2 separate regions of the Homo sapiens genome follow, and region 2 is linked to region 1. The links are chromatin contacts, found by Hi-C or POLR2A ChIA-PET in ENCODE. All regions are on one chromosome and are shown on one strand. The core of a region is the stretch at or near the end of the contact, and the rest is flanking DNA. Distances in the headings are between cores, read along the strand shown. Region 1 holds the start of HEATR5A-DT (HEATR5A divergent transcript). Region 2 overlaps AKAP6 (A-kinase anchoring protein 6).

Region 1 (3,821 bases), core at 778-3,277:
GATCATGAGGTCAGGAGTTTGAGACCAGCCTGAGCAACACAGTGAAACCCCGTCTCTACTAAAAATACAAAAATTTGCCAGGTATGGTGGCACACGCCTGTAATCCCAGCTACTCAGGAGCTGAGGCCAGTGAATTGCTTGAACCCGGGAGGCGGAGGCTGCAGTGAGCCAAGATCACACCACTGCACTCCAGCCTGGGTGACAGAGCGAGACTCCGTCTCAAAAAAAAAAAAAAAAAAGAGAGAGAGAATTTAAGGCTGGGTACAGTGGGTCACACCTGTAATCCCAGCACTTTGGGAGGCTGAGGCGGGTGGATCGCTTGGGCCCAGGAGTTCGAGACCAGCCTGGGCAAAATGGTGAAACCCTGTCTCTACAAAAACAAAAACAAACAAACAAAATTAGCCAGGCACAGTGGCACACCCATTGTCCCTGCTACTTGAGTGGCTGAGGTGGGAGAATCACCTGAGCCTAGGAGGTTGAGCCTGCAGTGAGCTGTGATCAGACTACTGCACTCCAGCCTGGGTGACAGAGTGAGACCTTGTCTTCTTGTCTCAAAAAAAAAAAAATTACACACACACACACACACACACAACACAGAAGCTAGAATGAATATGAGACCTTGTCTTCTTGTCTTAAAAAAAAATTGAACACACACACACACACACACACACACACACACACACATATCACAGAAGATAGAATGAATGGGGCCCCTACCCACCAAACTTGGGATAATTGAGCATCAAAATAAATAATGATAGAGACAGAATATTGGCTGGTGTGGTGGTGTGCATGCCTGCAGTCTCAGCTACTTACCTGGGAGGCTGAGGCAGAAGGATCACATGAGCCCAGAAGTTCAAGGCTGTAGTGTGCACCATGATTGCATTATCGACCTGTGAATAGCCACTGCACTCCGGCCTGGGCAACAAAGGAGGCCCTGTCTCAAGAAAAAAAAAAAAAAAAAGAGAGAGAGAAAAGAGAGAAAGAAACGGATTATAAGTCATTTAACAAAATAGAAACCTCTGGATCCATACTAATTAATATAAATACATTAACTGAAGATTTGATGAGAAACAAGATATTTACAAATATCTTGAAAGGAGAGTTTCAGAGTCTCCCTCACAAAATACTTATTAATTTACAAAGGGGGGAAAAAAGTAACCACACTGGACAAGCCTAACAGACATCACCTTATTAAAGTAAACATCTGTAATGAGAGAAGTTAAAATCGTGCCACCTGATAGGGTGCCATGAGAAGAAAGCAGCAACACTTCTAGAGTCCTGTCATACCTAGCTAAATGTAATCATGAGTAAATATCAGACAGACCCAAAATGAAGGCCATTCTACAAAAATAACTGGCCAGGAATCTTTAACAGCGTCAAGAATATGAAAGGCAAGGCAAGACTGAGAGTTCCAGTTTGAAGAGTAGGAAAGATACATGATAAGTAAATACAATGCCTGATTCTGAACGGAATCTTTTACCATAAACAATATTATTGGGACAATTGGTAAAACGCCGAGTTATGTAAATGTTTTGATTTTGATGGTTATATTGTGATTATGTAGAAGGTGCTTAGGGACAATGTGGCATGGTGTCAGCAATTTAAATCTCAATTCAGGGAAAAAAAGTTCTTTGTACTATACTTGCAACCTTTTTGTAAGCTGGAGATAGATTCAAAATGAAACTTGAAAAATGACATTTAAAACGCTGAGTGTAGTGGGAAAACGCACATGACTCAAGGTAAGAGGCTATTAGTCTCAGTTCTGCCATTGACTTAGTATGTGACCTTGAGCAAGTCACTTTACCTCAGTCCTCACAGTCAAGGCTCTCTAGGGTCCCTTCCACGTCTAACATCTACCCCCACAGCACTGGCCCCGCCTGAATTTCTCCAGGCCCTTTAGGTGTCCCAGAGCTGCACCCAAAGACTCTGGCTTACGATAAAAACAGACAAAAATAGTTGTGGCCGGAATCTCCGGACTGAAAAACCGCTGTCCTAATCCTAACTTGGGCCGCAGTCTCCATCGCTCTTTCGACGGTGAAGCAGTCACGCCTGCCAGAGTGGGCGCTCGATGGCTCGGCGGCCAGCTGGCGGGGCCTTGGACCAGCGGCCCGGCGCAGGGCGCGCTCCCAATCGCTAGCTCCCGCGGTGCTCGCCGCTGAGAGCTTTCCGGCCACGCCCCACGCGCGCCCCGCCCACCTCAATGCCTCGCTGTCGCCGCCGCCGGCAATTCCAGACTCTGCTAGGGTTAGCAGAGCAGCCGGTAACGTTGCTGGACCGGGACGCACGCTCAGCTGAGGAGGACCCCCAAAGGCAGGCAGTCGGGGATCCAGGGAGCGGGGACACCTCCGGGCGCGAGGGGGCTGTGTCTGGGCTGCCTGTTGGCTGGGAAGGAGAACGCACCAGGGCCGCTGTATGAGTTGAGCGCTCGGGGATCCCGAGGGTGGTCGCGGCAGCAATGTGATCGCGAAAGAAGCCGGTGGGAGAACCGGTCGAGGGGCTAGGTGTCTTGACCCTAAGGGCTGGAGTCCGCCGAGAAGGGGCTGACTGGGGCACAGGGTCGGCTGATAAACAGCGTGGTCCGTTCTTCCTCCTGGACTACGGGAAAGTCTGGCTTCACCTGTGCACAACAGGTAGGCGTGGACTCTGCCCGCCAGCGGGAGCCGGGGTTGCCGGGCGTGTGGGGAAGGTCAGCAAGTCGGAGCCCGCCTCGCCAACTCGCCGCTCCCGGGACCCGCCCTGCGGCGTCCGCTGCGCCAGTGGTCAGCCAGGAGCCGGGCCCCGGCCCGGCCTTCGGGCGAGCTTCCTCAGAGGCCCGTTCGTTTTCTGCAGGAACCCTCAAAGAGAGTTCCCAGAAGGGAGCAGTGGAGAGTGTGGATATTTGCTTTCTAACTGTTGCAGTTCTCTCCAGGAAAGAAAGCTTTTCCTTTGGTGGCATTTGCTTAGTGTGAGGAAACATTTTCTTTCACCCTACTCTCGGCCAACGCGGCGTTATTTCAAGTGATTATAAAGTCTTTAGAAACTTTATAAAGCGTTTTATAGTGTTTATTTATCACAGTAATGGATACCTCTGGCAAGTTGGGATAATTTTCTTGACTGTCAAGTCAGATAATAATAAAATGGCTTGAGCTCCTACATTAAAGGTCATAGTTATCCATTGTTTTTATGTGCATTCATTTATTGAACAAATATGCAGCACTTTTTTGGGGCTAGGCGCCCTTAAGGAATTTACAGCCTGAAAGATATTAGAAGTTTAAGGAGGAAAAAAAGGGGCCCACAAGTACACTTAAGAACTTCCAGAGAAAATACTCCCAGTGAAATTACTTAAGCTGTAGGGAAAGCAGAAGTGTGGTTAGAATTGAGCATTAGTTGGATGGGGAGAGGAGAATTTTGTTTAATTTTCCAAACATTTTAGAAAGTATGTCTTTGAGAAAGTAATTTTAGATAAAGTATCGAAGCCGAGATTTGTGTTACATTTTAATGCCATTGACTTTTTTTTTTTCTTCACTGATAAGCAGGCAGGATTTATAATATAAGAATAGTGACAGTTGGAGAATACTGTAGTATGGATTTGTTGTGCCTTGGAATGCAGTTGTTTTACCTAGATGACTATAGAATAGGAGAATAAGAAAAGACTCCTCACCTGAAAGTCAGGAGACCTGAATTCTAGCTTAAGTTCCCTCCACTATTTATGGATGTTAGATTAGGTCACTTTTTTAGTATTATTCATTATTGTATCTGACTTTAGTCACAGAAAATACATGACTCCAAAGTACCTTTTTAATTCTTAAATTATTAATTAAAATTAACTACATTAAACT
Region 2 (3,821 bases), core at 850-3,349, 1.0 Mb before region 1:
ATTACTGTGTTGACTTCATGCCCTCCTGGGGCTCCTTTCTCAGCAGGGGAGACAGACCACACTAAGGGATGGAGCTGATGGAGGTGGGTGTGAAATACCTTTTGACCAAGGTAAGAACGTGATAGGCAGTTCCAATGAGAAAAATACATACAACCCTAGAGTTGGTTTCTCAAACACTAAATATAACCCTATGTTAATTGTACAAAAACTTTACATTCTTATTTGGAACTAAAATTTAAATTTTCACTTCCAAGTTGTTAATGTAATTCAATAAAGTTAATTGACTCATTAATGTTTTTAATAGCCCTTAACAACACATTTTTTTTACTGAGACTTCTAAAGATATTTCCCTTTATTGTCCCCACCTTTTCTATGTAAGTCTGAAAGATTCCAGAAAGCAGTAGTTGACTTTCCTTATAAACCTAACCCCCTATCTACTTATGGGAGCTACATGTAAGGGTAGCCTTGGAGGGGACAGAGAAGGGAAGGGGGCAAAGCAGAGCCTCCAAATTTCTATTTCACTTTAACCTCAAGGAGTTGGAGACCTGCTATTCTGATTATACAAACCATGTTTCACAGACTGAGTCAAATCACTCCCTGCTGCAACAGCAGAAAGATGGCTGGGGTTTGCATTCTGTTGAAGCTAATTCCTAGCCATCTCTCTGTTGCCTTTTTGTACTTTTTTCCCTAATAACCTGTAGAAATCAGACACTAGACCTGCTCAACCTGGGAGAAGCCCAGTCACCTTTAAGATTCTGGCTCTTTTGTTCTCTCCCCCGACCACACTCATTTGAACACTTTCTGTAATGGGGCAGCTGGGCTCTGGATCTGCTGAACCAGCCTGAGAAGGCTGAGCCTGCTCTGCTCTAGGCTCTATGCTTCATTTTAAGTGCTCATCTTTCCCACTCAGGCTGATGGCTGCATCCTGTAAACCATTTAAGTGTTAAGATCCAAGAATGTTTGACCTTTCATTTCAGATTATTTAGGATGAACCAGTTTAGGTAAAGGAAGTTTCCTTAGTGTTACTTCTAATTGACTAGAAATTTACCATGGGGTTTGTGGCCAGTGCCCTGATTGGTTATAAACCTGTCTTGCTCTGCAGGTCACTGACCTGAGTGTGTATTTCCCTCAAGGACCTGGGAGAGAGGAGTGACTATGGCAGGGCGAGGTTCACCTTATCTTGAAGTCCCTAGGCCAAAAACGCTATTAGTAGTACTCTTTACTAGCAACTCCATTTCATTATCACCAACAGTCAGGCTTTTAAAGGGCTTCTGAGTCCACAGACTTTTTTTTTAAATGTCTGAACTTTAGATGAGTTGTCATAAAATCACCTTTGTTCTACATGAAGCATTGTGCCTGGATGAAACAACTCATTGTAAAAGAACATTGCCCTTCCCTACTATGTCAGAATTCATTGTTTGCCACAAAGGCAGCATCAGCTTCAACTGAAGATAACAGTCACATACAAATACTCACAATCACAGCTGCATTTGATATTTTACCTATAAGAGTCTTTTATTAAACCCTTTGTAAGAGTTTTTAAATACTTTTATTCTGTGTAACTTATTTTGATAACACTGCACAAAAATACCCCTCCCTTTCCCCATTTCTCTGCACTATCACCAAAGGCCAGTTGTATTCTAGATAATCAGCACATGTAGTAAAATCAGAGAAGAATTAATTATTTCCATGTTTATCTCTAAAGATAATGGTTTGAAACCTGGTACTGTGCTTTTCTTCCTGGACAATTCCTCACTGGAAATTACAGAACACAGTCTCTAGGTGCCACAGCCTTTTGAAAACTTCTATCCTGAGAGGATCACAGACCTTGCCTTACCTTTAGTTGAACTAGATGTACATCCACATGCTTGCTGTCCGAATCCTGCTGGACTGAATAGGTTAGGTCTCGGACCCTCTCTGAGGTCATCCGGAGCCAGGTCTCAATTTCAGGTAAGTGGAGGACAATCTTCCAGTCAGCCCCTGTGTGTAGTGGGGGTGGCTTTTCATACTGCTGGTCAGAGTCCATGTCCTTCATTGCCTCTTCTCCCTCACCCTGCTCCACAGTGGGTGTCATGTTGATGGCCATGGGTGAAGCATCAGTAGCCATGGGATCCAGGTCCTGTGACCTCAGGGGGGAAAGTGTCACGCTCATGGTTAACATGGAGAAGTCTAAACCTCACTTCTTTCCAAAACAGCTGAAAGGCAAGAGGAAAGAAGAAAGCAAGAGTCAGTCAAGATTGCCAAATAAAGAAATGATACTTCACAGAAGAAACAGGATTTCTAAATTAAGCCAGATTTCTAAATTAAGAAACCATAGCTCATAACAAAAACAGAAAGAGGTGTTTTGATTTTCTACATGGTAGCCCCAAGAGCCAGGAAATAATATGAACATAAAACCACTGTGATATTGACTACTCTCCCCCCACCGCCCCCATCTATTCTTCCCTTATTTCTTAGTAACAAAATCCTGGTTTTTAGCTGTTCATATTCCTGCACAGAATTTAAAACTACATTCCCTATCTCCCTTGCAGCTAGGTGTGGCCATGTTCTGGCCAATGAGTGGAATTGTTGTGTTGAAATTCTGGGAGAGCTGCTTACAGGGAGCTGACTCAATTAGGAGGGGCTCCCTTTATGCCCTTCTACTTTCCTCCCCTTCTTCCAGGCTGTAATGTGGACTTGATGGCTAGAGCAGCTGGCAACTCAGACCCAGAGAGGCCTTTGCGTATGACGGGTAGAGGACGGTGGAGCATGAGGGTAGAAACACGGGTTCCACTTGATACCGGAGGAGCTACCGTACCAGGTCTGATTGCTGCTCTGTACTTCTTTTATGTGAGAAAAAACCAAACTTCTATCTTGTTCAAGCCAGGATTATTTTGGGCTTTTCTACTAGAAATATTCAAACATCATTTTGACTATAAAATCAACATATTCAATACGTGGGACAGCTACGTGGGAAGATGTTCTAATCACAAAAAACACTGAGCTGAATTCAGGAGATGTTGCTCCTTTCTATGATTTGTTAGTTAAATAATAACCTGTGACAATCCCAAATCTTTACTTTCCTAGAAAGTATAAATCATGGATTGTACTGAATAGATCTAATTAACTCTCAATCTAAATTACATTAATATTTGGTTATATGGAATTTTTAGAGGCTTCTGGAATTTTAGGGGTAATAAATTGGTCTGAAATACATAAACAGTAAAATATTAACCAAATAAGTTAAAATAACATAAGTGTAATTCATCAAAAAGTAAGGTGGCATTTTAAGATGAATTTAATTAGTTTAATTATCCAGCTATTAAATTTATCTTTCTTCTGGAACGAGTCTAGTATAAAATATCAACTTTTAGGCTCTTATACTTTAAAATAAATAAGCACTATTTTTAGTCTCAAGAGCAGCTTCTTCTACTCAAGGCAATGAATTTATTTTTCTTTTATACTTTTTTTTCGGGTTCTACAAATTCAAGTTAGTTTATATTGTTATTTCCCCAAAGATGAAAGGTGACTGACCTAAAGATCAGAAATTAAATGTGATTGTCAAAAAGTGGTTCATATTTGTACAGTAACAAATATTCAGCAAAAAAAAAGAAAAGCAAAATTATTTTTACATACCAAAATAGAGGGGAAACTTTTTAAAATGCTTCCAATTTGACTAGAAACATGTATCTTTCCATACAGGAATGAGGAGTGGAAATAAAAAAGACTTGTTGAGTTGACAAAAGCCTTAAGACTAAGTTACTCCTATGACATATTTTTTCAGAATCTTTCCAATACTGCAGTGTAATCCTTTTCCCTAATTTCTCAGGCATCTAACTTTT

What was found. Hi-C counts contacts between places; a loop is a spot of excess contacts on that map. ChIA-PET counts read pairs that join two places held with the same protein, here RNA polymerase II (POLR2A). Pooled maps may share reads with other maps.
Region 2: a loop to region 1 is called in a pooled map, with 2.2 times the contacts of the local background. The contact joins the enhancer-like site here to the promoter of HEATR5A-DT in region 1. A Hi-C loop is called at or near these places in 1 of 50 pooled maps. POLR2A ChIA-PET finds 5 or more read pairs at or near these places in 4 of 52 experiments (AG04450, PC-3 and WTC11).

Annotation. Positions count from the first base shown.
Region 1 is chr14:31,418,964-31,422,784 of GRCh38, reverse strand. HEATR5A-DT (HEATR5A divergent transcript) reads right to left here and starts at 2,027. Exons shown (of 4, transcript NR_110045.1): 1 at 1,808-2,027; 2 at 817-941. It overlaps HEATR5A (HEAT repeat containing 5A), which reads left to right and starts at 2,235. Exons shown (of 36, transcript NM_015473.4): 1 at 2,235-2,313. RefSeq lists enhancers at 1,915-2,064, 2,495-2,544 and a silencer at 2,655-2,774.
Region 2 is chr14:32,431,834-32,435,654 of GRCh38, reverse strand. It overlaps AKAP6 (A-kinase anchoring protein 6), which reads right to left. Exons shown (of 14, transcript NM_004274.5): 2 at 1,838-2,195. The coding sequence starts at 2,161. Among named protein-coding and RNA genes, the nearest start is that of AKAP6, 100 kb to the right of the region's middle. Within about 2 kb of position 2,099, at least 5 of the 41 ENCODE cell types and tissues checked have a DNase peak (open chromatin) inside an H3K27ac peak, as active enhancers do.